Regions from separate parts of the Homo sapiens genome. Here region 1 is linked to region 2. Evidence: chromatin loops called from intact Hi-C (ENCODE). Cell type or tissue: mammary epithelial cell. All regions are shown on one strand. Each heading gives the region's core, and the rest is flanking DNA. Links, peaks and the distances in the headings are about the cores only.

Evidence for each region. Peaks named below come from ENCODE experiments on the same cell type or tissue, not always from the same donor. Only the 100,000 strongest peaks of a DNase experiment are listed, where the experiment ranks them.
Region 1: it touches region 2 in a loop (19-fold over the local background); 4 of 110 quality-filtered maps call a loop at or near these places.

What each region holds. Positions count from the first base shown.
Region 1 is chr5:4,511,724-4,528,900 of GRCh38, reverse strand. No RefSeq gene overlaps it. Among named protein-coding and RNA genes, the nearest start is that of LINC02114, 250 kb to the left of the region's middle. In mammary epithelial cell, for the core only: a CTCF peak has its summit at 8,152 (motif pointing left); no DNase peak of the experiment used is centred there.
Region 2 is chr5:4,691,246-4,708,422 of GRCh38, reverse strand. No RefSeq gene overlaps it. Among named protein-coding and RNA genes, the nearest start is that of LINC02114, 74 kb to the left of the region's middle. In mammary epithelial cell, for the core only: a CTCF peak has its summit at 8,046 (motif pointing right); a DNase peak (open chromatin) is centred at 8,152.

The sequences.
Region 1 (17,177 bases), core at 3,294-11,293, 180 kb after region 2:
ATTTCTCTCTGGTGTGGATATGTTTTCTCTTTTACCTCTGAACTTCTACATCAAGACTTCGTGTGAATGAGCTCTGCTTTTGAGGATTCATGACTCTTTTCCTCCATGATTTGAAAATGTATATTCAAAAGATTAAAAGATGGAGCTGGCCGAGTGAGGTGGCTCATGCCTGTAATCCCAGCACTGTGGGAGGCCGAAGCAGGTGGATCACTTGAGGTCAGCAGTTCAAGACCACCCTGGCCAACATGGTGAAACCCTGCCTCTACTAAAAATACAGAAATTAGCCAAGTGCAATGGCAGGCACCTGTAATCCCAGCTACTCGGGAAGCTGAGGATGGAGAATCACTTGAACCCTGGAGGCAGAGGTTGCAGTGAACTGAGATCACACCACAGCACTCCAGTCTGGGTGACTCAGTCTTGAAAAATGAAATGAAATAAAATAAAATAAAAGATAGAGCTGGAGTTTTGCTGGTTACTATTATTTAATCAGAGGACATATCACCCTCCTCACAAAGGTGAGAATCACACAGTCCCAGGAGGTTGTTTGGGCACCAGCTACAGGCCCACAGTCACCGTCAGCAAAATCAAATGTGTGTGTTACACACAGACGTCTCATCTCCATGGGCTTATAGACACCAGGCTAGGCAACTAAAAGGGAAAAGTATTTTTTATTTTTATTTTGTTTCTTCCAAGTTAAAGCATGCTTTTCCTGTTTATAAAACTTCTGTTTTTGGAAACACTTCTCACTGTACTTTACCATGAGCAAGGTAAGATAAGTTTTATAAGTAGGAAAGCATGCTTTTATTTTTGTTTTTATTTTATACAAGTAAAGAAGAAAATAAAAGCAAAACAAAAATTTATCTCTCTCAAGTGTCTACTCTCAATGTTTTGTGCTTGCCACACCCCATAGTCTATACACATACATACTTACAAAGAGGATTGTTCACCTGTGGGCTTGTTTAACATACATTTATTTTATAATGTATCATATATATCTTTTCATAATTTTTAAAAAATTATCTCTTCACTATAATGACTACATATGTTTGCATTCTGGGGTGTTAATTTAATTTAATTAGCAAATCATTTATCAATGCATATTTACTGTGACTATGATTGTTTATATTTTAACTAATGTTGTGATGACATTCTTGTGTATATTTTGTTGCAATACATTTCCCAAAGGACAATTTTTCAGCCTTAGGTTTTTCACATTTCATATCTCTGAGACTGTGCTCCATAAAGCTATATGGATTTGGATCCCCGTTAGAGACGTGTCTACACTCATTTCTGATAAATGCACACAGGTATCTCCAGGACTTATGCCCTGCCCAGAATACACTGGTTTTCTATAAATACTGTTGAATGAATAAATGTATCTTTAACATTACCATGGTGTTTTTTAACCTCTGTCAACATGAGAAGCAAAACCTACCTCCTTGTTTTAATTTACATTTGTTTAATTGCCTGTGAGGCCCAACATCTTTTCATAAATGCCTGGCTAATTTGTGTATTTATTTTTCCTCTTGTGAACTGCCTACTCATTTTCTTTTGATGTTATTGATGTGTAGGATTCTCCTTGTTGACTTGTAAGAATAATTTAGAAACTAGTGAGTAAATCTTTGTTTTGTGTGTCAATTTTTTTTCAATTATTTGCTTGTCTTTTATTGTTTGGTTGCTTTTACCTTAGGTAAAAAGGTAAGTGTTATGTCTTTCTCCAGGTTTAATTTATTTATTTTTTTGGAGGAGGGATATTCTGGGTCTTTACTACATAACCCACCTCTACTCCAAAAGCATAATTTTTCACTATTTTTATAAACATTAATATATGTCCCAAACATAATTTTTGTCCTCATTTTTTTAGAACACAGAACAACACACAGTTTTAGAACATAAAGCATAAAATTTTTGAGTGTATTAGTCTGTTCTCATGCTGCTTATAAAGACATACCCAAGACTGGGTAATTTATAAAGAAAAGAGGTTTAATGGACTCACAGTTCCACATGGCTGGGGGAGCCTCACAATCATGGCAGAAGACGAATGCGGAGCAGAGTCACATCTTACATGGCTGCAGGCAATAGAGATTGTGTAGGGGAACTGCCCTTTATAAAACCATCAGATCTCGTGAGACTTATTCACTATCAAGAGAACAGCAGGGAAAAGACCTGCCCCATGATTCAATTACCTCCCACTGGGTCCCTCCCACAACATGTGGGGATTATGGGAGCTACAATTCAAGATGAAGTTTTGGGGGGGACACAGCCAGACCACATCAAAGGGTCTTCATTTGAATTGTTTTCCACATGAGGATGAGAAGATTTCTATTTTTTTAATTTAAATACTAGTCAGCTGAGTATTTTTTACTCAGTATCATTTACTGAAAACCTAACTTTTCCCCAGAGTTGAAAGGACATCTCTGTTAAATATGAGATTTGCATATAAAACTGGATAAAGCTTAAACTCTGAATTCTCTTCTTCTTATCCCCCCATCTATTGCTAGGCCTGTAACATACCCTACCATTTGAATTATTTACCTTTCAAGTGCATTTTATGTTTTCTTAATTTATATGGTCCTCTTTATGCTTCCTTGCATAATTCCCACTCCCATTTTTGTATATTTATTTTCTGGATAAGCTTTAGAATAATTGCTGTTGTGTTTTAAAATATTGGTGGAACTTTATTAAGATGCTATTGAATATATGAATTAAATTGGGAAGACTTGTCATCTTAATGAAATAGAATCTTCCCATCTAAGAAGCAGGTATGATTTTCAATATTTCATCATATGTTTATACATACAACATGGCTTTTAAATTTCATTTCAGGAAAGTATAGAAATATGGGCTGACTTGCTATCATTTTTTTTTTTTTTGAGATGGAGTTTCATTCTTGTTGCCCAAGCTGGAGTGTAATGGCGTGATCTTGGCTCACTGCAACCTCGGCCTCCCAGGTTCAAGCAATTCTCCTGCTTCAGCCTTCTGAGTAGCTAGGATTACAGGCATGCGCCACCACAGATGACTAATTTTGTATTTTTAGTAGAGACAGGGTTTCTCCATGTTGGTCAGGCTGGTCTCGAACTCCCAACCTCAGGTGATCCACCCGCCTTGGCCTCCCAAAATGCTGGGATTATAGCCATGAGCCACCGCGCCCGGCCCAAGAGTTGCTATCTTAATGAAATATAACCTTCCCATCTAAGAAGCAGGTATGATTTTCAATATTTCATCGTATGTTTGTATATACAATGTGACTTTTAAATTTCATTTCAAAAAAGTGTAGAAATATTAAAAATGATATATAAATAAATAGCAATTGAAGGTCATTCAGCTCTCCAGGCATTCTGCTCAGTAAACAGCCTCTGTGTACCTTCTGAAACATTGCATTGCAATGTTGAATGAAGGGCTCAGATAATCTCAACATTTGTCTCCAAAATATTCCTTTTTAAATCCGTCATGCATGGATTTACGGAATGAATCACTCACAGCCTTTGCTGGTCCTGAAGGTCTGGAGCCCTCACCATGTCTTGGGGAGAATGGAGTTTCACCTCCCAAATGCCTGCTGTCATGGGGGAGCTGCTCCTCATTTAGTGGAAAACAGGTCTTTCCCACCTCCAGGGCTGCCTTTGCCTTCACCATTCCCTTATTCTTTTACTTCTTGGCTTGGTCATTGTGTAAGCTTTGATTATATCATTGTTCAGTGTTTAAATTTAATAGGAAAGGTTTCTAATATCTTTAGCCTGGTCTCAGACATAGCCTCAACTTTCTGATTCTCTGGTGGAACTGCAGTTTTATGAGCCAGGTACTGCCACTGTCTCTCATTCACAACGGAAGGCTTGAGGCTGAGTGGAACGAATATGGTCATACCACTTAAGAAGTGGAGCCAGGAAGCAAGCCCCATCAGCAGGACCCAGGAGTCAATATGTTCTGCATTGCTGAAGTTGAGAGCAATATTGTGCCCATCTCTGAAACAGAGATAAAATAATGCTACAGTTGGATCAGAAAAGAAAAATGAAAAAAATAAAAGCTTTGAGGAAGAACTTTGATGGAAGAAACTATTTCCATGACCCTTTTCCTCTCTGTCTACAATGGCATCACCTTCTTGGTGAAGGGACATTGAGATGCTACGGCTGAGAATGCAGAGTGAAGAGCCCTTGGAGGCCCTACCAGCTGCTACCAGCCTCCTGTCTTCCCTGCCTGGGTCCATGGCTGGCCTGCCCTGGCATCCATGTGGCTTCTGGACTGAGTTCCAGCTGGTGAGATGCGAGGGGAAGCTGCACCTGCTGCACCCAGACCTGGCTCATACAACCTTGCACAGGCGACCTCGGGGGGTTTTCCTTCTGTGGACGGACAGCCCAACAAGCTTGGAGCCCATAAGCTGAGGGTGAAGAGTCTCTGAATTGCTGCTTGGAGAACAGCCTGCTGCCAGCTAGGATTGCCTGGTTTGGATTTTATCTGAGAGAGAAATAAACTGCTTTTATTGTGTTGGACCCATTGGGCATTTTGAGCTGATCAACTAATATTACTAACTCCTTTAGTTATATGTCCTTCCTTTTAAAAGGTCTATGAAAGATGATTTAAAAATACATTCATGTTGCATGTTAAAGTATATTTCAAATAATTGAGAAACTCTAAGTAGGATAAGAATAAAGTTAGGAAATGAGGATGGAGCCAGGAATGAAGCTGTTCTGAAATGGGGGGAACATGAAGCCCCATTCTCTGGCTTAGGGGACAAGTTTGAATCCAAACTAGAAACGGAGGACAGGAAAAGGGAAATAGAATCAATGGCAGAAGAAAAACACAAGTAGAAATAATATCAGTGATGGCATTGCATCTGTCATCTGGACTGAAGCATTTATTTACTGTGAGAAACCCTTTAGGAATCTATTTTCATCCTTTTATGTAGATAAAGACATCGATATAGTTGACATCAATACAGATCAAACATAGACAGTGATCTAGTTATAGACACAGACCTAGACTTAGACATGGGTTTAGATACAGCTTAGAAATGCCTTTATTTCCCACTCTCCTCTCAGCCTCCACCGGTGTGTGAAATTGTCCAATCAGAGTCTCCTTTTGAGTCATCCATGGACGACTACTCATTAGCTAACTCATCTGGCCTCTTTCTTCCTCTAACCTTTTCTTCCCTTTTCTCTGTGCCTCTTCGCCTGCCCCAACTTAGTCCTGAGCATCTGTGACCTCCTGCTCACTGTGCATGCCTGCAGCTCTGACTCCTGTCCCGCAAAGTTTCTTGTTCTTCAAATCTTATTCTGGGTCACTCCTGTTTTTCTCAAGGATGCCTGTGGCTTTATCTCCCTTTCCTTAATGATGCACCTCAAACCTCCGTCTCCCCCTGAAATGCCTCCTCATTTACCTAACAGGCTGGTGACTGTCCCCTCTGGTGCCTGACCTAGGAAACTGACACATCTCACATTCGGAACAAAGGCTGTGCCCTCCTCGACAGTCCTCTACCTGGGGTCTCACTGCATTGCCATTGTTTCAGGGCTGCTTCCCAAGCCAGAGAAGTAGCAGCCATCCTGGATCGATTCCTTCCTCTCCCCACAGATTCCATCAGTCCACAGTGCTGCTGACTTTGCTTTCTGCACGTTTCTTAGATTTCCCACTTCTCGCCATCACCACCCTGGGAGCCACTTGCAAAGTACTGGCCTGGTCACCATCGCCTCTCGCCAGCTTACAGCAGGTGTCCCCTATCCAGCCCACCTTCCTCCAGTCTTGCTCCAGTTCAGTAACTTATTCTAGCATCTTTAGTAAGTCATGTGCTGGGGCTGACGTGCCTCTACATGGCTCCTCCTTCTTGTCTTCCTCTCCTTTGCTAGCATTACTGACATAGCCTGCATGTCCCTTTGTGCCAGGAACCGTTTAAGGTGATTTTCTGCTATTATCCCATTTAATCCTCAATATAGCTCTCTGAAGAAGGTAGCCTAGTCACCCTCCTAGGATGGCGAGGCAACCAAGACTGTGTAGTGCCTTCCCCTTGCACGCATAAGGTCACCTGCACATTGTTCTCTGCTTGTGGCATTATTTCCTCCAGCTTCACAGGGAGAATCTCAACCCATCTTTCATCCCTAATTATGGACACCATCTGCTCAACAAAGGCATATGGTGCTCCTCCATCTGCCCAGAGAGTTGCTGAGCCTCTGTACATCAACAGCCTTTAGCTGCCTCTACGCCGTGATTGGGAGGAAGCTCCCTGAGGACAGGGCCATATCTGACATTTCCTCAGTTACATTTTCCACACTGAGCATAATATGGTCACATAGGGGGCACTTATTAAATACTTCCCTAAAACATGAGTAAACATGACATCAAAAAGGTATCACTCACTGCAAGGAAAATATAGCTTATGACATTTTACAAATGTATGAAAATTTAAATGTATTTTTTGTTCATGAATAGTCACTGTGGTGCACGTAATATATTTAACCAGGAGTATGTGGCTTAGTGAGTTAATGCAAGTGAGAAATATGTACCCACATGAAACACCTCATATATGAAGTTTTTTTTTTTTTTGACAGAGTTTTGCTCGGTCACTCACGGCAACCTCCGCCTCCTGGGTTCAAGCAGTTCTCCTGCCTCAGTCTCCCGAGTAGCTGGGACTCTACAGGCATCCCCCATCAGGTATGGCTAGTTTTTTCTTTTTTTGTATTTTTAGTAGAGATAGGGCTCTGTCATGTTGACCAAGCTGTTCTTGAACTCTTGATTTCAGTTGATCTGTCTGCCTTAGCCTCCCAAAGTGCTGGGATTATGAGTGTAAGCCACCATGCTCAGCCCTCATATATGAAGCTTTGAGTGCTATGTATAGGGATTCAGACTTTATAGGCTGCCACTTTCATGATAGATTTACATTGCACCCTACTGTTAATCTCTACATTTTTAATTTTAAATTCTTAAGGATCATCTTGTCTTATCTTCATTCTAGTTAGTTTTTTTTTAAAATAAAAACTAACAAATAAAAAACAAACAAATAAAAAACAGGCTAGACAAGTTAAATGATCTGCTTTAGCCCGAATACTGGCATAGAAGTAACCAGAAATGCTCTTACTCCTAATACATACATACATATGTCCATATACATATGTTTCTTATTATCCATATAAGTGCATTTTGATTTTGGACATAAAACAAAGGACTACATGAACGAATATATTTGTATTATTATATAAGCAATATGAGCTTACTGAAGAATATCTAAAAATATTGAAACAGTTTAACAAAATAATATTCATAATTCTATTACCTAGCAGTAACTCCTGTAAATATTTTAGGATATTTCATGCTTGTTCTTTTATTATCAATATATTTTCCTATTTGATATTTTTGCAACTTGAGTGCAAAATTTTCACTTAATATTATAATTATTATTTCCCAGTTTATTAACTATTATTTTAAACATACTTTTATGTTTGTGTACTCTTCTATCACATGTGGTTATTTTCATTAACAAACCATCTATAATTTTAGATGTCTATCAGCACTAACATGGGTTATTGTTGCTGTTATATTTAATATAATTTCCTCAGGATCAATTTATATATTGTAAGCACTATGTCAAATTCCCAAATATCTTGAATTTCTTTGTGTGAGTTGATTTTTCAAATGATTGTACCGGTTTACAAAAGCAGAGTTTAAGAGGATTCATCCCATATCATAAATAAATAGTGGTTTCATGATATGTTCTATAAATGTATTTTGGGAAAGTTTAAAGTCGTTTAACTATGGTCATATCCTACATCCTAGATGTTGTTCTGTTGGGTTTCATTTAACCAGTCTCAACAAATGATACAGAATATTTCCTAAAGAACTTATAATCCAATAAATGACTTTTTGATGCCTCATGGAGAAAATTGGCTTTGAGACCACACTTCTTCCCACTTCTTCAATATAAAAGAAAAACAAGTTCTTATTAACACAATTTTGGACACTCAAGCACATTCTATGGTTCTGTATTGGTGATGAAAACTGCCTATGAGCGACTACCAACCTCTTTTATGCTGCCTATTTTTGGAGATGTCCAAATTTAAGATTAAGGATTCTGGAAATTTGTTTCACATATTCTCTTTCTCTTTCTCTCAAGGTTAGGGTACCCAGTGTCTTCCAAACTAAAGTATTGTAATATTACCCTGCCACCTAGGGGTATTGCCAAAGAAATTTATGCATGTATATAGACATTTAGTGTATTGGTCAAAATGTGACAATTATGTTATTAAAGTATGTAATTAACAGTCACAATTGTGTTTTTGTATTTTGTTTTCTCTTTCATAATAGTCTTTGTTCTTGAAACCAAATGAGAATGGTGTGATGGAAACTAGTAAGAATTCCCCCTTTCAGAAACATGGGATTTTAAAAGACAAACATGATAAAACTTAGCATTAACTTGTGGTGGGCCCACTGGTGGTTCACGGTTTTTCAAGCTCTCGAGGCCTCCTGCATATTATTTCTCATTTATGACAATTTGAAGCACCCAGGGGACAAATTTCTGTTTAGAACACAGTCACTTGGTCGCCGCTTCGGGTGGACAGTGAGTCCAGATCATAGTATAAATATATGGTCTTAGTGATCAAATTATTTATACCATTACATGTGATGACAAATTGTCCCCCAAATTGTTGACCTGTGATGTCAGTCTTTAGGTCTAACAACCTTGTCTCGTTCCCTAAAAATAAGCTTTTCCTGATGAAATGTACTAAAGCGAGGAATCTAGGTATTCAACCACAGCAGGACTATCTACATACTTTGTGGATACGGGACTTTTGCCTTGAGAGATGTAAGCATGAAGATGAATTTAGAGAAATAGTGGGCACACACTTAGAACAGATGCCAGCATTGTTGGAGAAGCACACTTTGCTCTCGTTTAAAGTCATTGGAGCAGGCAAGCTAAGTTTTGTTTTGAAAATGCATCCCCTATGAGTCAGTACAATTTCTCCTTGAAATTGAAGCATTGAAAGAAAGACGTGGCAGAGAGGCTCACGCCGCCATCTATCTCTGGCATACATGCCATCTCAATTTTGTGCTGCTGATCCAGGAGAAAACGAAACCCTGCAACATCACAAGACAAATTAATCAATCCAAAACTCAATATTTTGACAAAATTAGCATGACTAAGAGAAAGAGAGGGCGTGTTGCATCAGGATTGACCCTCCTGATCCTATTCCCGCAGTTAGTTGGCCCAGTGAATGTTGAGTTGTTCTCTGGCCTTGAAAAGATGTAATTACTCCCTGTAAGAATATTAACAGAAGACGAATCTTTCCCTTCCAAACATTAGAAAAATCCAGCCCACACCTGTTTTCTTATATTTCCTCTTTTCAAGGCAGCGAGAAGAAATTGAAAGATGTAACTAGTCGGGGTTTTGCTTAGCTTGGGGCTTTTCTTCATCCTGACAGGCCTTTGTTCCCTGCACAGAGAGCGCTCTAATTACACCCTCTCCAGTCAGGGCTCCAGGTGGAGGGCGATGCAAATGCCAGGTGCCTTTTCTCTTCTCATTACGATCTGTCTCTTTCTGAGCACTTCACTTTCAGGAAGGGTGGGGGCTCTTTCTTTTGAGTTAAAAACACCCTTTCGTCATCTCCATTTTATTCTTACCAATTTTGCTCCAAATCTCATTCCTGTTAAGATGGCTGAATACAATGCTATTTTTGATTGTTTGCCGTATATGCTAATATTTGAATTCAGGACTTTGCAATAAGGGTATTGAGTTGCCTGTGTCACCCCTCATGCTGACTGCAGCTTCACATACAGATCCTGGGAGGCTGTCTGGGAACACGGCTCCCAATATGACCGCACTGGGCCAGCATAATGACACCATTCAAAATGCAATCTAGGCACTCCAGGACTCTCAAACCAATATGAAAGAGGCTCCAATTAGCTGAGCCCTTCTCCATTTAGACTTTTTATAGGAGTTTGATTTGTGCTTTTTAATTAGCAGGTTATTCTAATAACCTTTTAAAGCAAAGTTATCCAATAACCAGACTAGCTTTTTTAATAAGCCCAGTTGTTGAACTAGTTAGGAAAAAAATATGAAAAGGAGCTGTATAATATTTTGGTGTAATATAAATCTCTTTACAAGTCCTTTTCAATTTTGCATTTTCTACTGTAAGTTTTGGCAGTGACATTAGTTCAGAGGATTCCTCTTCTTTGAGGAGAGTCAAATTTTCAACATCTGATGGAATGACACAAATAGAAATTCTTTGAGTTTTTATTTAACTTCTTATTCAGTTTTAAAATTTAACACAAAAGAGGAATTAACATAAGTTAAATGATTTGTAATAAAATCTCTACTTTTTAAATAAAAATTCTGAATAGAAAGTTATGACTAATTTTTATAGAGGTACAATATTCAAGTTATATACAATAAATGGAAATTATTAACTGTGCTGTAACTTGATATTTGCTTGTACAAAAAAAGTTTCTTGCTCTTTGCATTTGTTTAGATAATAGATAATGGACTACAAATTTTATAAACAGCATTTAAGTTATTTTTGAAAATTAGGGACCTACATATATTTTAATATACATATAGGCATTCAATTGAGTTTTTGAGTAAATATTATGTCATAAATTGTCAATTTTTAAAATTATGTCCTCTTATGTATACTATGTATTATTTTAATATGCTCAGTTCCCTTAATAATACATTGTATTGAAAACACTGACATTAATTAAGTTGCTGTTGACTTTACAATGTTTACTTTCTTGATTTATGTTTTTAAAATTAAATTATTGTTTTCTATTAGGAATCACTTTTATAAAATATCTTTAAATGATGAAATCAAGTAATTGTTATATTATAAATATAAATTATGTGTTATAATTCTCATATGTCATTGAATAGGTGATCATTTCTGAAATCAAGCATTTTCATTAACAGGTAACTATATTCCAACTTGAACTGTCCTAATTAATTAGCCCCAGTGTGCTATACTGAGATTACATTATTACAAGTAAAATGAATAGAGGGAAAAATTAGATCCCACAATTTTTAAAATAGCCATTAGCTATTGGTGAGTATAGTATGGGATTACCTTTACAATTGTTAAATTCAATTGATAAAATTTTATGGTTTATGTAAAATAACTCACCTAACTCAAAGATTCTGAGCTAAATGGGTGGCAGGATGATAATGTTTCTAGTAGTATGATCTTTTGAATGTCTGTCTGTGTTCCAAAATCACACTCAATTTTATAAAATGTATAAAAAATAGAAAGTGGTGACTATGTTCTTGTAAATTTAACCTTTCTTGGGAATCACTGGAAACGTCTGTGTGTGCTGCAAGGAGTCTGTGGGAGAAGGAGTCACTCCTGCCGGAGTGCTGTTTCCCCTGAGATTGGCTGAGCCTGGAGGAGAGAAGTCCAAGCGCAGGAAGCACATGTGTGCATGAGAACTTGGAGACTCAGCCCATGTCTGATCAGCCTCACCAGACACCTTCACCTCCAGAAGCTCCCGTGCTGCCTGAATGGTTCGCAATGATGCTGAGGGCTTTTCTGAACAAATACCATTCTCACTCTCTTTGCTGTAATCTAATATTAGGTGCACCAGATTTTTCTCTGCTAAAATCTGTACAGGAAAAACAATTGGAGGCATTTTAGCCATTTTTTTTAAAGTAACATATTTCTGAAGTCAATGATTTATTTGCTATGGTTTACAAATCAGATGGACTGCCACTGGGAGAGTTCTACTGTCTTACTGAGTGCACATGTTGAAAAAAAAGTATCCAAAAAAAAAAAAAAAAGGAAAGAAAGAAAACTTGGTGAAGTAGTGCACTTTTGAACCATTTCTATCTTAACATTTTGTGGTCTTTTTTCCGGGAAGCCAAATTATTAACAATTTAGAGTAGGAGTTAATGAAAGTAAGCAGCATATTTGACACTTAATTCTGCTGTTGCAAGAGGTGAATAATTATGCACACTGTCAGTTATTCCAAAGAAGAAGGAAGAGAAGGAGTGGGGGGAGAGGAAGAGGAAGAGGAGGAAGAGGAGGAGGAGGAGGAGGAGGAAGAGAACAACAACCCCCACCATTTCAGCAAAAGAAACTGAGAAGGAAGGAAAGAAGGAAGAATAGAAGAAAAGTAGAAAGGACGAAAAGTTTCTTCTACCAAATCAATGGTCAAGCACTGAAGTTGTTTAACTTTTTGATTAAAAAAAAGTAAAGATGACAGAGGAATTTCTTGTATACTAGATCTCCCTAGGTAGATCAAGATGAGGATTAATTCACTTCTCAAAACAAACCTTTACAGCGCGGGGAAACTCAGACAGAGTTATTGAGTGACTTGCTCAGTGTCACGCAGCTTTCATGTTGTGGAACTGGAGTTGGAACCAGACATTCTAGCTCTCATAGCCAAATCTCAACCCCTGATACCTGAAGTATGCCCTGCCTCTTCAGTGTGGCTGGCAGCAGATCAACTCCCTATGGTTACACTGAGTGCTCTCATGTGTAATGGGGGATTATAATACCACGGTTGCTGCAAGAATTAAATGATGCAATTATTTAATGTCACATGCTTTCTACTGTTTGTGAGTTGGGGGCAGGGTGTGTGTGTGTGTGTGTGTGTGTGTGTGTGTGTGTTGCTCATGCGTCTCTAATCCTAGAATTACCATATAGTCTTCATTGTAGTAGAAGCTCAATAAATAGAAACAATTTAAGCACTGTGTTTAAAGTGTTCTTGGAGAATAACTTTAATCATTTAAAAATCTCATTATTATCTTTATTTAAATTGTTATTTGTACATTCATTGTAACCTATTTCTGTTATGAGACCATAAGATTATTTAGTTGAGAGATGGTAATTTACCAATTTTTATACTCTCTAGTTCAATGCGTCTTACACAGTGTGCACGAAATAAATATTGGCCAAATGCAATTAAGTCGCCTTTTACTGCAGGGCATTGTAACTCTTTGTTCATTTTGGAAGTGTTGAATTAAAGAGAGGACTTGTTTTGCAGACTTAATATTAATAAGGTATCTCTAACGATGAGGCAAATTTACCCTCAAGCTGTCTTTTTCCCAAGTGTCATATACACTGGAAAGGAAACAGCTGAACCATACCTGGCTTTCTCTGAGGACTCCCTAGTCCAGTGATGCCTTGTGAAAATGGGCAGTGCAATGTGAAATAGACCGTATTTCAGGAAGAAGAGACAAACATTGGAGGACATTGCATAACTGCGGATGCAGATGAGAAATCAGAAACAAACACAGATGGAAAACATTTATGAATAACAGTTTCAACATCAGCGACCGACCTCCTCCTGAAATAGTAGTGCAGAGAGCAGGTGTAAAATGTCTTACTTTCACTCCACATTTTTGTTAGATTAAAATCTTTAATGTTTGCTTTCACCGTGGCTCCTCTTAAAGACATGAACACAAGGAAATAGCATGTTTTGTGATGTCAAAGGCTGCTATTAACTAGATAAAGCCAGTTGCAGACCTTATGAGTCCAGTCTTGTCTCTTGGCGAGCCTCCTACCTCAGCAGGAGAAAATCTGAACTCTTCTCACCTCTCTTTGATTTCCAAGTCAAGCAGAGTTTACGTGTAAGCCCTCTGGCATCAAGCTGAAGTGCGGGGGCCTGTATCTGCAGCGAGGGTTAAAACAAGACAGGTCTTTACATTGATTGGACTGCTGGAATGAGTGTGTGTGTGCCTGTGTATGTGTGTTCCTGTGTGTGACCTCACAAAGCCCTGCCTAGTGTTCCCGTGTTGGGACATCCCATGTCCATTACCCACATAGACCCACATCAAGTAGGTGCACTTCATTATACAAATGATGTTGATGTCAGCAAACTCAAAAGCACAAAGAGAAGCAAGAATGATAAAGGGGCTGAAAGGATTGATTTATGAGAAAGAATAAAAAGAAGCATAGATAATAGTGAATCACATTTTGTCTGGCTTAAGTGATGCTTTTGGGGAATTCTAAACAGGAGCTCAGAGAAAAAAAATACCTGGAAAACAATAAAAGAGCTGAATCTTAATGAGTAAGAAAACTTAGGAGAACATGAAAAGAAATACCCAAAAAGTCGGTTAGATTAAGTGGGGAAACCTCCCCTTTGATGCTGTGATTTCTGAAGGAACACAGGCATTGCTGGAAGACCTGGTAGAAGACTCGTAAAAGGGTATTATTTTAGGTAAAAGTGAATGAACCCTGTACATTTACATTGCAAAAGGCCTACTGGAAAATAAGTAAGTGATGGATGTAAATCCTAGCCCATGCTAGAATCTGAATTATCTAAGGAGTTGGAACCTTCACACGTTAAATCTGATAGGGGAGCTCTCAGCAGATAGTGTGCTGGGATCTGAGTGAATCGCTGTGGCCTGTGAGGGGCCATCAGTATCATTTCCCTTTCTATACACTTGGCTCCACAGTTGATTATAGAGGATAACTATCTGACAGTCCGACCCCTGGGAATAAAGTAAATATCAACTGGGGCTTGATATTTGCTGACATCGGGAAACAAAGGAAAAACCCATTTACCTATTGACGTGAAATGCCAAGTGAACACAAGTGCTTCCATTCAATGAAAGTTGATGACGCTTTGCAGTAATTTCTCATAATTTTTCCCTAAAGAGCTTTGCCTTTGCCCTATTTTTCAGACTCCTTCCTGTGAGCTGAGTCAGGTGCAAACTTGTTTTTCCTGGCCAGGTACCCACTGCAACTAATGGTGACATGGCCAGTGACCAATCTCCAAACAACACATAGGAAAGTGTATGTACACCATGGCCGTAGCCATGCTGAGGAATCGATTTGTAACTAAATACCTTAGACATGATGATAACTACATTAGATTTTACGTGTTTTAGACTTAAAATGTTTGATTAGCAGTGTGCAAAAATGTGTGTGTCCATTGGGGAAAAGGTCATTACATTATTTCAAAGACAGGAGATTACAGGCAGGATTAAAGAGGTTATATTATGAGTCAGAGACAGTAGACTGTAGACTGGTGTAATTTTGGGGAATTTGGGATATTTTGACATATTCATTGTAATTAAACCCACCACGTATTGCAAAGTCTGGAAGTGAGATAAAGACGAGAAAAAGTGTATTTTATCGCTAACATAAAAACCATCACTAAACTTCCTTCCCAGCAGATTTCCCAGGTAATAATTATACTTTTGATTTAGAAGAAGTATAATTAATTTGAGATCCTCCAATTTGTATCAAATGTCCCCTTAATACAATAAACATATATTTCTTAAAATAACCCATTTCACAGCACTCACTTTAATCAGAAACCACATACACATATCAGTTTCCTATGTTGCAATGCTTTTCAGAAACCGGTTTCATAGGACATTTTCTTCCTCATGCTGGGGAGCTCCCCGAGGGAAGACTAGTACCTGGTGAAATGCTCCTGTTCCCGTCCTTCTTGGAAGTGGTTATAGGACGATTTCCCTGCAATTGACTTACTGGGGCAATGGTGATTTGTAAACATTGTCTTTTCCTAGTTAATACCATCAGAGTGACTAAACTCTTTGGTCTGACTTTACATTTACTTCACTGTGAGTTCATCACTGTTTCCTCGGAGGTCAGGGGAATCAGGAGCCTCTCTCTCCTGGCCTCTGCTGATATTTTCAGGGTTTCTCCCCTCACCTGGCCCCTCCCTGCCTCCTACTTAGCCTCTGTCTACCCCTCATTACCCATCCTCTCCGCAGGCTTTCCTCCCCACCCTGTTACCCTCATGATAAGCAGATACATCACCCTTTAGTGAGGATGAGGGCAGTCCTAAATTGGTGAATTGGGAAGATTATCCAAATGTTCTTTTTCATTCACAGACTACAAGGGATATCAACTTTATTTTTTCTGTACCAAACAGAGGAATAGTTATGACCCTGAATACAGTGGTAAAAAAAAAATAATTGTGTATATTGAAGAACCACTTTTTCCAAACATGACTCTGAAAAATGACAAAGCAGTTGAAGAACATCATTTTTCAGGAGATTCTCGGTTCGTTGATAGCAAACCTGAACATTTTAAACCAAGTGGGTGATGAAAGAAAGCGAGGGAATGCTGTATGAATAATCTAATGATGCTGTAAGAGAAGGAATATTTGCTCTTAAGGAAAGGTTAGTCAAAGAGCGCCTTGCCCGCAAATTATACATCGGGGAGGCAGTCTTAACTTCCACCCATGCTCGTGGGCTCATCTGTCAGACACATTTTGACAGACAACACAATTACACAATGTCTCATTATTTACAGCCACATCGCCTCAGCACAAGACAGCAAGAATGAAACTCCCACAAGTTTTTCTTCCGTCTTGCTGAGAAGGAAAATGCCAGCCGCCTCGGCGTTTTGTTTCTATCACTTTGTTTAATTGCTCAGCGACAGGACAGAGACTGTAGGTACGCTGCCCAGGAGTTAGGGTTTAGCACCATAGCCTGACATGCCCATGAGATCAAGGGTGTCCCCCTTGCACGTACCTTTGGAAACGATGCCATGTGTCTAATGAGTGTGGACACCACGCCGGATCCTATTGCATATCGGGTTTACACCTGAACTGATACAACTGGGGGAAGCGGGAGTCCTCTAAAACCAGTCCTCCCTGCAGAGAGAGGCCCAACGCCCCTGCAAGCTCTGACACAGGCCGAGACAAGGGGCCCTAAACAAAGGCGTGCTCGCTCAGCCTCAGCTGGAGACAAGGTGCCCGGAGCCGCCTCGCCTCCCGGAGAGAGGCCTGGAGCAGCAGGTGGCAGCATTGTCACAGACCTGAGGCCAGCCTGGGCTGCGGGGACACCGTCCGTCCGGCAGGAAGTTTTGCATGTGGAGGGTACTTCGACCTGTTGTGGATTTATTGTTACCTCCTTGAGGGCTCCAATGTTCGCCTGCCACTAAATCCAGTCATTAGAGTCGCCCAGCGCTTGGGGTCGACTTGTCTGAATTACTTGCCTCGGTCACTGTTTTGACTGCGCGACATAACCTGCATTCTTTCTCCTCGATTCTGCCAGACTGAGGTCTTGGGACCACAGAGAAGCCGTGAACGTCTGTCTCTCGGAGCTTTAAAAAAAATAACGCAGACAGCAACGGCAAAGTGGAGTGGAAGAGAGAGAAGGAAGTGGGGAGAAGAGATAGTGGGAAATCCAATGTAATGTCCTCTTTTCCTCTTTAACGTTGAGAGTAAGATAACTCCATGTAGGTCGGAAACAGATTTTTCTCTCCTTCATCTTCCTTTCTCTAATCTCT
Region 2 (17,177 bases), core at 3,336-11,335:
GAAAAGGAAGGTTTTGAATAGCCACATAAAGCAAAATTTAAATTATGAAGAGGAAAGAGAGAATGAGAAACCAAATTTAATATGATGTCAGGTGGTAAAAAGTGCAATGAAGAATAATTTAGTTGAGTAAAAGGGAAAGTAAAAGAGGTAGAGTACAAGTTGTCATTTCTGATAGCTTCATTTCTTTTCTTTGCTCTAAGACATAATAAATTTTAACTCTTCCAGAACATGTGGCTACACAAATAATTCTTGAACTATGTGTAATCTGTTTTGTTTGGAAATAGGAGAGGTAGCTTTTTCAGATGCCTGCTAAAAGGATTGGGATGGGAGAAAATGTAGGTTCTGATAGTATAGTAATAATTACAACCTGACTGTGTTCCTCACAAAACTATGTGAATCATCCAGCATGTTTGCAGGATGCAAGGATACGAGATGATTTTACAGCTAACTTGGCTTCATGCTAGAAGTCAAGAAGAAAGTTGCGACAATAGAGGCACCTATTCTTCTGTACTCAGTACAAAAGAGAATGACGATAACGTGAAAAGATACATAAACATCATTATACTTTTCTTGAACTTTGACATTGAGTCTAACCTAAAGTAATAGACATAATTGTGACAGTGAACATCGCCTCCTGGGAAAGATGATGGTGACTTTACATTGGTCAAAAAGGCTGGAATACTCCTTAGTTCTCATTCTGGTTTCTTATCTAATTTTGACTTTTCTGCTTCTCTGTCCAATGTGAGAGTTGGTGGTCACCTTCCTGTACTGGCAGCCATGGACATGTATGTGTCAGAGAGACATGTGTATGTGGCTGTCCCTGCTGCTTTGGATGGTTCAGTCATCATTATACAGAGTTTATTTTGGGACTTCCTTAATCTCTTTGACCCCACTGACAATAATTTCATCAAACCTATTTTGATCATTCTTGTTATAAACTCCTTTTTCAAAAATCTCTAGAATTGCAAATATCAGTTATACTTCTCCTTCCAAGTATGCGTGCTCTAATAGTGCCTTCAGTAACAGTATTCTCTGCCTTTGTGCTCTTCTTAGTATATGAAATTCTATGCTGAAGGAAGATGCACTACATACAGCACTACAGTAGACAATGAAAGAAGAGAGTGAAATAAAAAGCATCTCTTATGGAGATCAGCAAGGTTCTGGAAGAGCTTGTAAGTTCAGATGTATTGCTGTGGCTGTTTGGAGAAAAATACAATCTGCTAGAAATGAACATAGCAAGTTGTTAATCTGATACCTCAGATGTTGATTGTATTAGTCTGTTTGCACACTGCTATAAGGGCATACCCGAGACTGGGTAATGTATAAAGAGCAGAGGGTTAATTGACTCACAGTTCCACATGGCTTGGGAGGCCTCAGGAAACTTACAATCATAGTGGAAGGCACCTCTTCACATGGTGGCAGGAGAGAGAATGACTGCAGAGTGAAGGAGAGAAAAGCCTCTTATAAAACCATCAGATCTAGTGAGAACTCACTCACTATCATGAGAACAGCACTGGGGGGACCGCGCTTATGTTCTTGTCACTTCCCACGAGGTCTCTCCCCCAACACATGGGGCTTACAATTCAGATTACAATTTAAGATGAGATTTTGGTGAAGACACAGAGCCAGATCACACCAGGGATGAAGAATAAAATTAGATTTTATTTTATGTTTTATACTTTTGATTTATGTTATTTCATCTGTACAACAAATGTGTATTACTTCTTCAATATAAAAATGTCCAAAGAATCATTTTTTAAAGAAATATAGACAATTGGAAACATCAAGAACTTGAAAATGCATAGAAACATGGGCTCATTTCATAATAAAATAAGAGACAATGATAAAGTACAGTTACAAATATAAAATTATACACAATAGTTGCTCCATTTGAAGACAGATGTAACCTACAAATGAAAACCGTTATAAAATACCGAGAAAGAACATGGGAGAATTTCAAAAATTCCAGCATATATGAATGTACTGTTTTTTTAAGTAGTGGCAATTTGTTTATTTCGCTATACTGTATGTAACTTTAGGGATAAAAAGTTTTATAAGTATATATTAAGAATATAAACACAACAGAACATTTATTATAGAAAGGGCAGGAAAAGACATCAAATCTGTAAGTTGTCTAATTCATAAGAAAACAGTATGTTCAGCAGATATTATGGAGTCAGAAAGATAGAAAAACAGCAAGAGTATGAAATAATGTGAATGACGTAAGCCATAAAAACACAAGTATTCAAAAATTCTAAAAATGAAATAATAATAAGAATAATAGTAATACAGTGCTTCCCTTGAATTAAGCACTATTCTAACAACTTTAACTCTTTTAATCTCCAACCTTAGCTAAACAGATGTCAGGAGAGTTTTCTGTCAGCCCCTTGGGACCATGTAACACAATTCACTCTTTTCTAGTCTTACCAAACAGTGGACCACTCCACCTTAAGAAACTAGCAAAAGAACAAATTAGATCCAAAACGAACAAAGGAAATAATAAAGATGAGAGCTGAATTTAATTATATTGAAAACAGAAAAGCAATAGAGACAATTAGTCAAACAGAAACTTGGGTCTTTGATGACCCTCTAGCTAGACTGATAAGGAAAAAGAGAAGGGCCATAAATTACCAATGTCAGAAATAAAAGAGAGAAAGTTGTGACAAACTGTACAGATGTTAAAATCATAATGACAGTATTATGACCAACTTAGTATTTATGAATTTACCAACTTAGATCAAATGGACAAATTATTTGAAAGACTTAAACTACCAAACCCATTCAAAAAGAAATAGGTAAACTGCAGTCACATACCCTTTGAGGAAATTAAATTTTTAATTAAAAAATTTCCAACAAGAGAACTCCAGGGCCAGATGGCTTCGTTGGAAAATTCTACAATTTGTCCATTGGCTCTCAATCTCCCTTGGTCCAGGAAAGTTCCATAAGGGGCTGAATCCTTTGAACTTGTAGGTTTGCGTCTGAGTCAAAAATGGCTGAAGTTTCACAGAGGGACAGCAAAAGTGCTTGTGGAAAGAGAAAGATCAGTGGTGTAAACTGGGGTTGGTTGCTGCAAGAACAGTCACAGGAAAAAGATGGATAAAGCGTATGTGTGGAGAGCACGACAGTGTGCTATATACTGGTCCTTGGTCCATGAATCATGACTCTCTTATAGTTTAATTAAGGAATCCATTGATGTAGTAATATAATGAGCCTGCAGCCCAGCTCAACAGCTAGAGCATTACCAATGTTATGCAGCTGCCCAAGGGTTCTGAACCTATGCCAAGCCCCTGACTTCTCAACCCGTCAAGTTAAGCTCCACCTGACTGTGGTGTTAATTATTGCCTTACTTTAGTACTTTTCTTCATTTTTGGATTACATATATATGTATTATATATGTATATGTGTACATATGTAATATACAATATATTATGTATATATGTAATATATGTATATGTAACATGTTTTATATATGTGTTACATACATTGAATACACATGCATACATTATATACATATATTATATACATATATATTGCATGTATATGTTATACATGTAATACATGTGTATGTAATATATGTATATGTATATGTAACATGTTATATAATATATATAAAGACGCATGTACGTACATTTATATAAAATATTTTTATATAGCCATATACATTGCTATATATATATAACATATACATATTAATAGATATGCTCTGGGGCTTTCTTTTCATTCAAGTTACATCATTAAGATTCACACTTTTTTTTGTTTTGAGACAGAGTGTCAGGCTGGAGTGCAGTGGCATGATCTCGGCTCACTGCAACCTCCACCTACTAGGTTCAAGTGATTCTCATGCCTGAGCCTCCCGAGTAGCTGGAATTACAGGTGCCACCACCATACCTGGCTAATTTTTGTATTATTTCAGTAGAGATGGGGTTTCACCATATTGGCCAGGCTGGCCTCGAACTCCTGACCTCAAGTGATCCACCTGCCTTGGCCTCCCAAAGTGCTAGGATTACAGGTATGAGCCACCATGCCCAGCCCAATTCACACGTATTTTTGCATGTAATTGCAATGAGTTTATCTACACCATTGTCTAGTTCTACCTTGTGAGATACTATTATCCATTCTCCTGCCAGTAGGCCTTTCAGTTATTTCCAGTTGTTGCTATGACGGATACGGATGTGCTACTCTGAATGTCCATGTGCATATTTCTTTGTCCTCATGTGAAAAGTTTCTCTGGAAACTAGAAGTGGTATTGTAATGTTGTAAACAATGTAGATTCACAAGATAGTGGAAAGCTGGAACTTTTCCAGTGGTTCCAGCTCCAGCCAACATTGCACAAAGCTGGAAACCATATATCTGAGCTCAGTCAATCCGCAGAATAACCATATTGTTGTTGTAACATGAAAAAGTTTATTTTGCAGCAACAGAGAATAAAAATGGAAATAATGCTATTTCTGGGTCTCTTGTAAAATAAATGTTAGAGTTACCTAAATTCTTTTCTAAAATGTATGTTAACATCTCTTGATTACATTTAAAATTAAGAAGATATATCTGCAAAAAGTCCTTAGGAGATTTAACTAATAGAGTGCTCAGAGGTAAATTTAAAGCCTTAATTAGTTTCATAATTAAACCAAAAAATTAAATTAAATTAAATGTACTAACATTCCTAGTGAATAAAGTATTAAATTACCAAACTCAAAGAAATTGTAGAATAGATTTAATGACATCAGCTGTAGAAAAGTGAAGTAGAATACAAATATTAGTAAATCCCCTCATATGGCCTATGTGTTCATAGTGATAATTCCAATAGAGCTATAAAAGTAATTTCATCATCTTCAATATTCCTTTCTGATTAAAACAAGAAAAAAAGCAAGTAAATGAAGATCACTCAGGAAACTTGAAGTAGAAAGTTCTTTAACGTACATCACCTCTATTTATGCAAATAATCAAAATCTTATAAAAGCATTTAATTAGAACAATTTTATGTAAGTAAAAAACTGAATATCCTCTTTATCACTTAACATTTTAAAACATTTTTTAGATAATTATATGAAATACACCATAAAAATGAAGTGACTTTCTATAAAGATAAAAAGTACGTGTAAGTAACTTCAAGCCCTGTGATTCTAGTTGACAAACTACAGAGAAATGAATAAACATAATTTAAAATAGTGTAACATTTTATCAGATGATTCATTGTACAAAATTAAAAGCATCCTTTAATATAGAATATTACAAGTTATAGAACTATAATGATTACTAACATCCTGTTCACAATGGCCACAAGAGTGGAAAATATCTGTAAAAACATTAAAATAAAAAATATAGGGAATGCACCTGAAGAAAATGTCAAATCTTATCTGAAGCCTGACTGTCTTTTAAATAAATAGGCATGACATGCTTTGAAATATTTAAGACATGCCTTAAAATGTTATTTTTAAAAATATCTTTATTTTTTAAACTTAAGGTTTAATTACATCCAGAGAAATTATAACCCTCTTCATTGATGTCTTCTCAAATGTGATTATACAAAAGAAGTATAAAATAAAAGGGCAGAAAACTACATCCAAAACCGATGATCAAGAACTCCTGGCTCTGTAACAGTTATCAGAAAGTATGTTACTGATATAAAAAATTACAGTAGATGAACAGAAGATACTCGTGAAACAAAACGAATTAGACAACCAACTTCTCTAATTCAATTTGTGAAAAAACCGTAACAAACATAAAAATTATGTTTTAAAGTGTCAAATTGGTGATAAAACATGATGCTTTTTGTTAACTTCCTGGAAAAGATGAATGTAGATGGTTTATTTTTGAGACGTCCAAAATAAATTTTGGCTAGAATATATATTTAATGAATCTATTAATAAACCACAAAAGGCAGATGAATGAAGATGAATGAATATATATGTCAGATCTCAAGGGCAAGAGGAAGTTGCTAACTCAAAAAACAAGAGAGAGAAAGAAAACCTTGAAAACATTTTGATAAATTTTTCTATGTGATTTTTAATTTCAGTACATCAAAAAAGGAATCATAATTAAATAAGAAAGCATCAATATTTGCAAAATAGACCAAAGATTAACAAAATCAGTGTTTACATTAAAATTTTATGCAGAATGTAAAAAATAGACTACACAAGGCCTTTTTTTGAAGACCGCAGTAAACACTGACAACAGGGCCTGAGCACACACACACACACACACACACACACACACACACACACACAGGCATGCTCATACTTGGAATAGTCGATCCCAAGTGAAAAGAGCCTGAGAGTCCTAGGCCCTTCAAATTCAGAAAATGTGTAAATTTTCCCAGCTCACAGCCCTTCTATTTGGAAATTATGTTTGTTAACTTTTTCTATTCCTATATAAGACAGAAAATATTCTCAAGTAAGGAAGTTTTTCAACAGTCACCATGAGCTTACCTCATTTACTATGAGAAAAGCAATATGGACAAGTTAGAGACTGAGATGAGAAGGAGGAAGAAGGAGAGAGAGAGACTCTGGGAAGTATGCCAAAATTGTAATTTTATTTTGTTTGGACATGCTCAGTAACAGAATTATTGATGACTTCATTATATTTTTTACACTTTGAAATATGTTTGCCTGTTGAAGAAACTTAGAATGAACAGACATAGATTTTATCATGAAGACAAAAATTAATGAATGATTCATCTTAAGATACATAATCCTGGTTATTATGTGGTTACCTACAATTCATTTTGCAGACAACAGTGTTAAACTGAGAAGTGCCAGGACTTTGAAATCTATCAGTCAGCAGAAAGAAGTCCATGGAAATTTCAAAGACTTAAGAAAAATATCATATTTACAGTCATGAAAGCAGAAACAGCATTCTAAATTTATAAATTTTATAACCCAAGATATTTTATTTGCTTTTGACTTCTCCACCGTATGTCTAAGAAGATAGTTTTCCTCCAAAGTTTTTAGAAAGTACATTTTTACTTTTAGTATAAATTATAATATGCTCATGTATATGACCACATAAATATTAATATTTCGTTGAGAGGAGTGTAGTGAAGGGGAAAAGACCACTCAACTGAGAACCAAAAATCTATCTCTTTCTCCAGTTCTATCACTAACCAGCTGTGTAATCTGACTGGATTCAACATTTAACTCCTCTGAGCTTTAATTTTCTCAAAATACAAAATTTAGAAACAAGGTTTGGGATTTTCCAACTCGTATTTTAGGACAAGGGACACACAGGTTATATTTAAGTCACAATCTTTCACTAGTGCAGTTAATGCGGCATCTGAATCAGGAAAAGCATTTTTTCCCCTTCAATTTGAACTAAACATTAGCCTGGAATTGTTTTCCTTCTGTATTGCTGGGGAATAGAAATGAAAGTCTACAGTTAAAATGTAACTCGAAAGAATTTATGTGGTTCACTGGGTAATAATTGCAACATTTTCCATGGCCTATTAAAGAGCAATTTCTTTGGTTTTATTAGGTGTTCCAGAATATTTTGGAGGGTTTTGCCTAGTGTAACTTTTCTTCTTCAATTCTAGTGTGAGTGGCATGATATTCCTTTATTTCAATGGAGAAAGGGGAACTAACATCATAAAATAAAAATTTCCAAAGCACTTCTCTTAATGGTGATTTTATCCATGGTGAATGAAGAAAAATGAATCCTACAATATTCTTGTGATTTGCTATTTATTTTAAACACGTTGATTTACATGTACTTTTCTTGATGCATAGAAGACAGAAAATACTGGTTAGCTTCTCACTACTCAGGGGTTTAATTAAAACATGTCTTCTGAAATGTATCTGACCATAATACATAAACAGAGAATATTTCATTTTCCTTTCTTGCTTTTTTTTTTTTTTTTTTTTTTTACCATCGTAAACCTAACTTGGCTCTTGACCAAAGACTTTAAAAACCATTAAGGCTTTTAGAGAAATCATTTTCCTTTGTGAGCTGCATGAATTTCACAGTCACCATTGCAGTGGGAAATGAGTTGGGCGTGAATCTGGTTGAAGTGTCTAGTCTAGAGAGCCACCAGCCATGCAGCTGTCCAGAATCAGTCAGTGGGTGGCGCCACAGGACTACATTTACACCAGGAATGCATGGGCAGCTGCCAGTGTGTGAATCTAATCTTAACAATTGCAGCCGATAAAAATCAGCTTTTCCTCTTAATTACTGCTAAGTGAATACCTTCTGATATAGCAGTCAGATGGCAAGGGTGATTATTGAGCAAGAACTAACACTTCTTGGGAGCCAGAAATTCCCGGGGCACTCTACTGAATATTTTCACATACACGTAATACCTCTTCATGCAATCATGTCAATACTGTGGCAAAAACACGTACAATTTCAAAAACGAAGAGGCTGAAACTCGGAAAGTTTGCCTCATGAACAGGCTGCCATAAGTCTCAGAGCCGTATCTTGATCTGAGGGCAGGGGCGGTGAAAACATATTCACACAAACAAATGTTTCCTAGACCCAGTTAATCTCAGGATCAACCAAGAATGATTCCTCGGACATCACCATAATGTCACAAAACAATAAGGTATTCGGAATACAGAAGGAGCTGGTGTTTACCAGCGAGAAAGTTCCAGAAACTGCATTGCCATTGCTGTTCTGAGTGGAATAAGCTGGTCTGGGAAGACGGGCAAGTCCAAGGGTGACAAGTGGCACTTGTGCAGTGGTGAAGTCACAGAACTGAGGAAAGGAATGAAGGTTTCTTTCCAAGCAAGACATACACGTTAAAAAATAAAGTCGATTTGAGTTTATAAAGAGCTCACATGATTAAAAATATACCCTCCACTGAAGCAAAAAAGCAATTATGTCTTTTTTTTTTTTGCATTTTTCTGAAGTGGACATGCTTTGTAACAAGATGTCCACTGTGATAAACGCTGCCCTGGAGTTTTCTTTCATATATTGGCATCACTGGGATATTGTCAGCCTCTTGCTTTAACTAAGTGAACAAAGACACATAAGCTTAATCCTAAGTAAATCAGCACATCATTCTAAACACCAAGACTTGCCCATATAAAATGGGCAGGTTCCGTAGGTCCCAATTCCATGTTCATATCACATCTGCCAGGTCAATGTGTGCTTTCTGTGCATGTGGGAACACTCCCCTGGGTGGGCTTCACTTCGCCAGTAGCAAGAAAGAGCATGGTCAAGCCAGAAGTGATGATTCAGCTGCCTCCTGCAGCCTTGCCTGTTAGGAGGAAATAAAAGAAAATGCGTGTTTCAATGTGCAAGCTGGAATGGTTATTAAGCTAATTAACGTGATGATCTTAATAAGACTTTGAAAATCAGCTTTATTGAGGTCTATTTGACATAAAATTGACTGCACATATTTGAAGTGTTCGGTTTGATGAGCTTTAACATAAGTTCTCACCCATGAACTATCACCACAATCAAGATAATGAACATACTAATCATCTCTAAAAGTTTCACTGTGATTCCTCCTTTTCACCCTCCCTTGTGATCCTCAAATGACTACTGATCTGCTTTCGAGCTCTGCAGATGAGTTTGCATGTTTTAGAAATGTATAGGAATCATACAACGTATCATTTTTTTCCTGACTCCTTTCACTCAGAGTAATTATTTTGACATCCATCCATGTCGTAGCGTGTATCCATAGTTCATTCTTTTTCATGGCTGAATAGTATTCCACTGGGTGCATATACCCCAGCTGGTTTATCTGTTCACCTCTTGATGAGCACTTGAGCTATTTCTCGTTGTTGACTATGATATGGTTGTAATAAACACGCATTGTGCAAATGTATATGTGTATACATTTGGTTTCATTTCTGGAGGGTAAATTTCTAGAAATTGAATGGCCAAATCATATTGGGAGGGCATGTTTAACTTTTGCAGAAACATACACTGTTTTCCAAACTTATTGTCATTTTACATTCCTATCAGCAGTATACACGTGCTTGAGTTTCTCCATATCTTCCCTGACACTTTGTAGGCTTACCTTTATTTTACATTATTTTATTTTATTTATTTTTCTGCAACTTGGTCATCCTAGCAGGTATGCAGTGGTATTGCTGTGGTTTTCATTTGCACTTCCCTAATGACACAGGATGCTGAGCATCTTTGATGTGATCGTTTGACATCAGTGTCCTTTCTTTGGCAATGTGTTTGTTCAGATCATTTGTTCATTTTTAAATTGGACTCTTTGTTTTCTTATTATCAAGTTTTGTTTTTTTCACATTTGTGGTAAAAGTTCTTTATTAGACACAGGATTTGCAAATATTTTACTCAATCTTTTGTTCTGTTTTTATTCTCTGAAACTGTGTTTTGAAGAAGAGAAGTTTTTAATTTGGATGAAGGTCAATTTGCAGTCTTTTTATTTTACAGACTGGGATTTGGTGTCATGTCTAACACATATTGATCTAAGCCAATGTCACAAGGATCCTGTGTTTTCTTCTTGATGTTTATTTTTAGATTTTGTATTTAGCTCTACGGTCTCTTTTTAGACAAATTTTGTATACGATATAAAGGTATAGTTCAAAGTTTATTTTTATTTTACAAATGGATATTAAAATATTTCAGCAGCTGGGCACGGTGGCTCACGCCTGTAATCCCAGCACTTTGGGAGGCCGAGTCTCACAGATCACAAGGTCAGGAGATTGAGACCATCCTGGCTAACACGGTCAAACCCTGTCTCTACTAAAAATACAGAAATTAGCTGTGTGTGCACGTGCCTGTAGTCCCAGCTACTAGGAGGCTATGGCAGGAGAATCGCTTGAATCCAGGAGGTGGAGGTTGCAGTGAGCCGAGATCGCGCCACTGCACTCCAGCCTGGGTGACAGAGGAAGACTCCATCTCAAAAGAAAAAAAAAAAAATTCCAGCAAAATTTGTTCAAAAAACTATCACATCATCACCAAATAGTCTTTGCCACTTTTCCAAAAATCGTTTGTTCATATATGTGTGGCTATGTTCCTTAACTCTATTTTCTGTTGTAATGATCTATCAGTCAATCTTGATACCACATGGCCTTGACTGATGGGCTTTATCATAAGTCTTGAAGTCAGGGAATATTATTTCTTGAATTTGTTATTTTTCAATATTGTTTGAGGTATGTCCTTTGCATTCCCCTATAAATTTTAGAGGCAGTTTGCCCATTTATACCAAAAATATCTGCTGAAATTTTGATTGGGATTGAGTTTAAACTTCGGGCCAATTTGAAAAAAAAAATAGACATCTTAACAATATTAAATCTGCCAACCCAAGATCACAGTTTATCACTCCATTTATCCAGTCTTCTTTAAGTTCTTTCAGAAACGTTTTGTAGTTTTCAGCGCTCTGCTTCTTGCAAGTCTTTTCTCAGATGTATATTTTTGATGCTATTGATATTTGCATTTTAATTTTCAATTATTCATTGCTAGTGGAAACGCAATTAGCATGTGTTTATTGATCCTATATCTTGCAAACTTGCTAAACTCACTTATTAGCTTCCCTAGCTTTTGGAGATAACCTCAGATTTCCTACATAGATAATCTTGTTATTTTTAAATAAAGACAGTTTTACTTCATTCTTCCTAATTAGAATGCGTTTTCTTTATTGCTCTGAGTAAAATATCTAGAAGTGGTGAGAATAGATATCCTAATCTTGGGAGGGACATTAAGTAAATCACGATTAAATAAATATTAGCTGTAGATTTTTTCAAAAAGTCGGGTTGAGGATGCTTCCTTCTATTCTTTCATTTCTGAGAGGTTTTATAAGGAATAGATATTGGCTATTGTTTTTTGCATCTATTTACCTGATCATAGTATCTTTATTTTTTTCAGTCTGTTAATACGATGAACTATATTGGTTGATTTTGAAATGCTGAGCCCATTCAGAATTCCTGAGATCAACTCCAGTTGGTCATGATGTATCATCCCTTTTTATATACTGTTGAATTTTATTTGCATAATTTTGTTTGAAATTTTTGTACCTGTGTTTATGGGAGATATTGGATTATAGTTTTCTTTTCTTGCAAATGCCTTTTTCTTGGTTTGGGTATTAAATTATTCCTTGCCTCAAATAATAATTTGAAAAATATTTTTCTGTTTGTTTGTTTGTTTTTGAGGCAGAGTCTCATTCTGTTGCCCAGGGTGCAGTGCAGTGGCACAATCCCAGCTCACTGCAACCTCCACCTCCTGGGTTCAAGTGATTCTCCAGGCTCAGCTTCCCTAGTAGCTGGGATTACAGGCATGCGCCACCATGTCTGGCTATTTTTTTTTTTTTTTTTTTTTTTTTTTTTGTATTTTAAGTAGAGATGGGGTTTTGCCATGTTGGCCAGGCTGGTCTCAAACTCCTGACCTCAGATGATCTGCCCGCTTTGGCCTCCCAAAGTGCTGGGATAACAGGCGTGACAATTGATCCATTTTATCCAAGTTGTTGAATTTGTTGGTAAAAAGTTTATTCATAATAGTTCTTTATTATACTTTTTGTGTTGGAAGTCCTCGCTCTCTCTCTTTCCTGATCACTGGTTTAGCAACTTTGTTGCTGTTCTGAAAGAATCAGCTTTGGGTTTTATTGATGTTTTCCATTGTTTTTCCATTTTCTATTTCACGTATTAACTCTCTAATTTTGTTTTCTCCTTTTTACTCAGTTGGAATATAGTTTGATTTTCCTTTTCTGTTTTTTTTTTTTTTTTCCAACATGAAGGTTGTTTTCTCTTTTTTACTCAGTTGGAATATAGTTTGATTTTCCTTTTCTGTTTTTTTTTTTTCCAACGTGAAGGTTGAGGTCATTGATATGTTAACTTCCTTCTTCTCTAATATTGCTGTGTAGTACTCGCCACGTCTTCTGCGCTAGTATCGGAATCATTCCTAACCCATTAGTAAGTGTGAGTGTAAAGTCTAAGATCTTTAAAAAAATGACTGTTTTTAAAAATAAGTAGAGAAATAAATGTAAGTAAAAATTACTGTTTTAAACAAAGTTACATGAGAATATTTCTGTATTTTAACTAAAGATCTCAGAAACAAGTATACCAGCTTCTTGGAAAACATTCGTCACTTCAATTTTCCCTCTGGAAACCAATCACATTATACACGTATGGGCCTTAATTTGGAGGTAGCCCTAGGGGCCCCGGTTTGTGAAAGCTGTCTTTATAACATTTCTCTTGTTCTTGACACATTTTTTTAAATAACTTCTCTGCTTGGAGTTCCTGCAGGACACATAGAGTGATTGTTGCGGGGAGAGCTTCACCCACATTCATGAGTGGGCATCGGCTGACTTGTTACTCTCTCAGCTGGAGAACAAAGTGGTCCTAGCTCCATTCCCATGAATGAAGGACGGTCCTTGAGATTCCTGGCTTTATCAGAGCATGGGTGTCAGCTCCCTACCTCTCAATGACTTGTGGTCATGCCTCCTATTCTGCCATGGGTGTGACATGCAAAGCCCACACCTGCCTCCACCCTTGGCCTGCATCAGCGTCAGTTCTAGACTTTTTCCCTGGCTGTAAATGACTTCTACAATTTTAGCTCCTGTGGGTTTCTGTCTATGTTTTCTCCATTCTTCCTCCCCCTCCTCTTCTGCCTCCCCCTTTTTTCTCTTTCTTCTTTCCCTCCTTTATTTTGTCTTCTGTTTCTAAAAATAAAATATCTTATATTACTCTTACACACAAAATTTATAGAAAAACATTATAGACATCCATAGACCCATCACCAAAATTAAACCAATAGATAATTTGTCTTTAGTAGCCCCAGACTTCTCTATTGCTGCTTTTTAATTTAAAAGTCATTATTTTATATGTACAGTTAAAACCTTAACCCACATCCATTTCTTTACTTCATTCCACAAAAACAATCATCTCTAGTTTAGTATGCATGTTTTTACTTATTATGCTTTTAGAAGGTATATTTGGACATATAGATAATGTAAATATTATCATCATATTTTTCAACATATAAATAATGTCACAATACTTATTATATATTTGTTTTCAACTTGTTTTTTTAAACTCAACAGTATTCTGTTGAAATTTTAACAATGGTGATATGTAGATATAGTTTATCCAATGATCTGCCGTGTGATATTTCACTGAATTAAATGAACAAAACTTGCTTACACATTCAGCTTTTGAGGGAAAGTTGTTTTTGTTTCTCATTGTTATAAATAATCCTGCAATAAGCATTCTTGTGCCTGTGTCCTGGTGCGCATAGTTCGGTAGTGTGGAATATGTATGTAGAATGAAGCTGTATATTTGTATGTGAGCATCTTCACATTTACTAGTTATTGCCGAGGTATTTTCCAAAGCGGTTGAGCCAATCTGTACTCCCACCCACAATTTAGATTTCCTCCTATTTCCCATAATCTTCCACATACAGCATTATTAGACTCTTCAACTTTTGCCGATGTCATTTCATAGTGGTTTTAATTTATGTTTCCTGTTTAAGACTGATTTGATATGTTTCCATATATTTATTAGTGACTCAAGTTCCTTCCTTTGCAAATTGCCTGCTCCTCTCTGGGAAGGGACCTCAAACCTGGAGTCTGGTGTGTCCCGGGATTCTATGGCAAAGAAGGGATCTCGATTCGTCCAGTCTTCAGTAAACACGTGAATACATTTGGGTTGGTTTTTCTTCCACAATTGCTTAAACCTGTGAGCCAAGAGACATGCAGGTAACATCTCCAAAGAGTCTGGGGACAGACTGATAAGCAGGTGGCCATAATGTATGTGTGTATGCACATGTACATGTACATGTGTTTGCATGTCTGTGTGTACATATACTGTAATCATATATTAATAGCTATATTTCTTTTTTCATAATCCTTATATATTACTTCTGCTCCCCTTGACGATAGCAGAGTTGAGATTCTCCACTCTTGCTGGATTATCACACAGTTCCATCTCATTACTGCCAGTGCCTGTGTGCTGTTGAAAGGAAACTTGGCTTCGGTAGGCCTGGAACACACCATAGAAGTAAGCTGCCTCCCTTGCTGATGAACTCCAAATGGAAGTTTCTATTCATTTCTGAGTGAGAATATTTTGCCCTCTATTTCTGATGCATAATTTCATCAGCCAAATATGACAACTGGTGAAGTAAATTAAAATGGACACCAGGCCAGCCAGGTGTGGTGGTTCACACCTATAATCCCAGCACTATAGGAGGCCGAGGTGGGTAGATCACTTGAGGTCAGGAGTTCGAGACCAGCCTGGCCAAAATGGTGAAACCCCGTCTCTACTGAAAATACGAAAATTAGCTGGGCGTGGTGGCAGGTGCCTATAATCCCAGCTACTTGGCAGGCTGAGGCAGGAGAATCGCTTGAACCTGGAAGGCAGAGATTGCAGTGGGCCAAGACCGAGCCGCTGCACTCCAGCCTGGGTGACAGAGTGAGACACTGTCTCAAGAAAAAAAAAAAAAAAAAAGGCCGGGCGTGGTGGCTCACGCCTGTAATCCCAGCACTTTGGGAGGCCGAGGCGGGCAGATCACGAGGTCGGGAGATCGAGACCATCCTGGCTAACACAGTGAAACCCCGTCTCTACTAAAAATAAAAAAAAATCAGCCGGGAATGGTGGTGGGCGCCTGTAGTCCCAGCTACTCGGGAGGCTGAGGCAGGAGAATGGCATGAACCCGGGAGGCGGAGCTTGCAGTGAACCAAGATGGCACCACTGCACTCCAGCCTGGGTGACAGAGCGAGACTCTGTCTCAAAAAAAAAAAAAAAAAAAAAAAAAATGGACACCAGCAGGCGGGCAAAGTACCTGAGCACATAAAGCCAGTTAGGTCTCATGAGCCACCTTCACCTTGCTCGATTGGTGAAACGGTGTGAATCTACGTCTCCACCGAATCTCATGTCAACTTGTCATGCCCAATATTGGAAGTGAGGCCTGGTGTGAGGTGATTGGATCATGGGGGCGGGTTTCTCATCGATGGTTTAGTACCATCCCCTGTGTGCTGTCCTTGTGACAGTTAAGAGTTCTTGTGATACCTGGTTGTTTTAAAAGTGTGTGGCACCTTCCCCACCTCTCTCTTGCTCTAGCTCCCTCCATGTGAGATCCCCCTGCCCAACCCCATTCACCTTCCACCATGAGTGGAAGCTCCCAGAGGCCTCCCCAGAAACAGAGCAGATGCCTGCCCCATGCTTCCTGTACAGCCTGCAGAACTGTATGCCAATTAAACCTCTTTTCACTATAAATTACCCAGACTCAGTTATTTCTTTATAGCAACACTAAAACAGCCTAAAAAATTGCAAGCATAAGCAAAACTTGCAATATTTATTGTAAATGCCTATATTTAAAAAAAAATGAAGTTAAGGCTAACGAATGAGAAGCCACCAACTAACTTGTACTTACAAAACTAGAACCTTTCCAGCAAAACAGACCCAATAAGGCAACTGGATAACTATAACCAATCAACAGTATATTTGCGTTACTTCCATGTTTGTCCTATAAAAGCCTCCCCTTGAGTTCCCTTGGTGGAACCCCCAAACCACATCTGGGTTTCGAGCTGCCTAATTCATTAATCATTGTTTGCTCAAATAAACCCTTTAATCATGTTGTGCTTCACTTTACCTTTTAATACAACAAAACCTTAACTTTACTTATTTCTCTAAGGTTTCCAATTTTTAATTTTTCTCATTAATTTGCTGAAATTTTAATCTATTCTAGAGAGTGTTCTTTTGGTTTGCCATGTGGTGTGTTATTTGTTTGTATATGCATTTATTCATTTAAAAGGCTGTAAATCTTTGGTTCACCTTTTAATTAAGTTAATTAAATTGAACTAGTTGTTCAATCTTGAGGAAATTACTTGATCTACCATGCCTCAATATTGTCTCAGGAAAAATTATGATAACAACATTATCTACCTGATAGATACTTTGAAGATCAAGTGAGTTAATATTAACAGAAGGAAGAGAACAAGTCCAGGTCAAAATAAGCACTATATAACAATTTGTTATCATTATTATTAATGGAGTCATTTGGAAAAAAGAAGTTTTAATGTTAATGTAGTCAAAATGCACAACTGATTTGAGGACAGCTTGTTGATCTTTTGAAATTACTTAAAAAGTACTTCCCTACACTGATGTTAGATCAATAGTTTTTATGCTGTCCTCTGAAAGTTTGTACTTGTGCATTTTAATTAATTATTTAATCCATCTGGGACTTGTTTATAATTTTGTTTTTTTTGTATTCCATTTTATCCTTTTTCAAATATAGATAATTATTATAATAATGAATAGTCTGCTTTTCTCACTCAT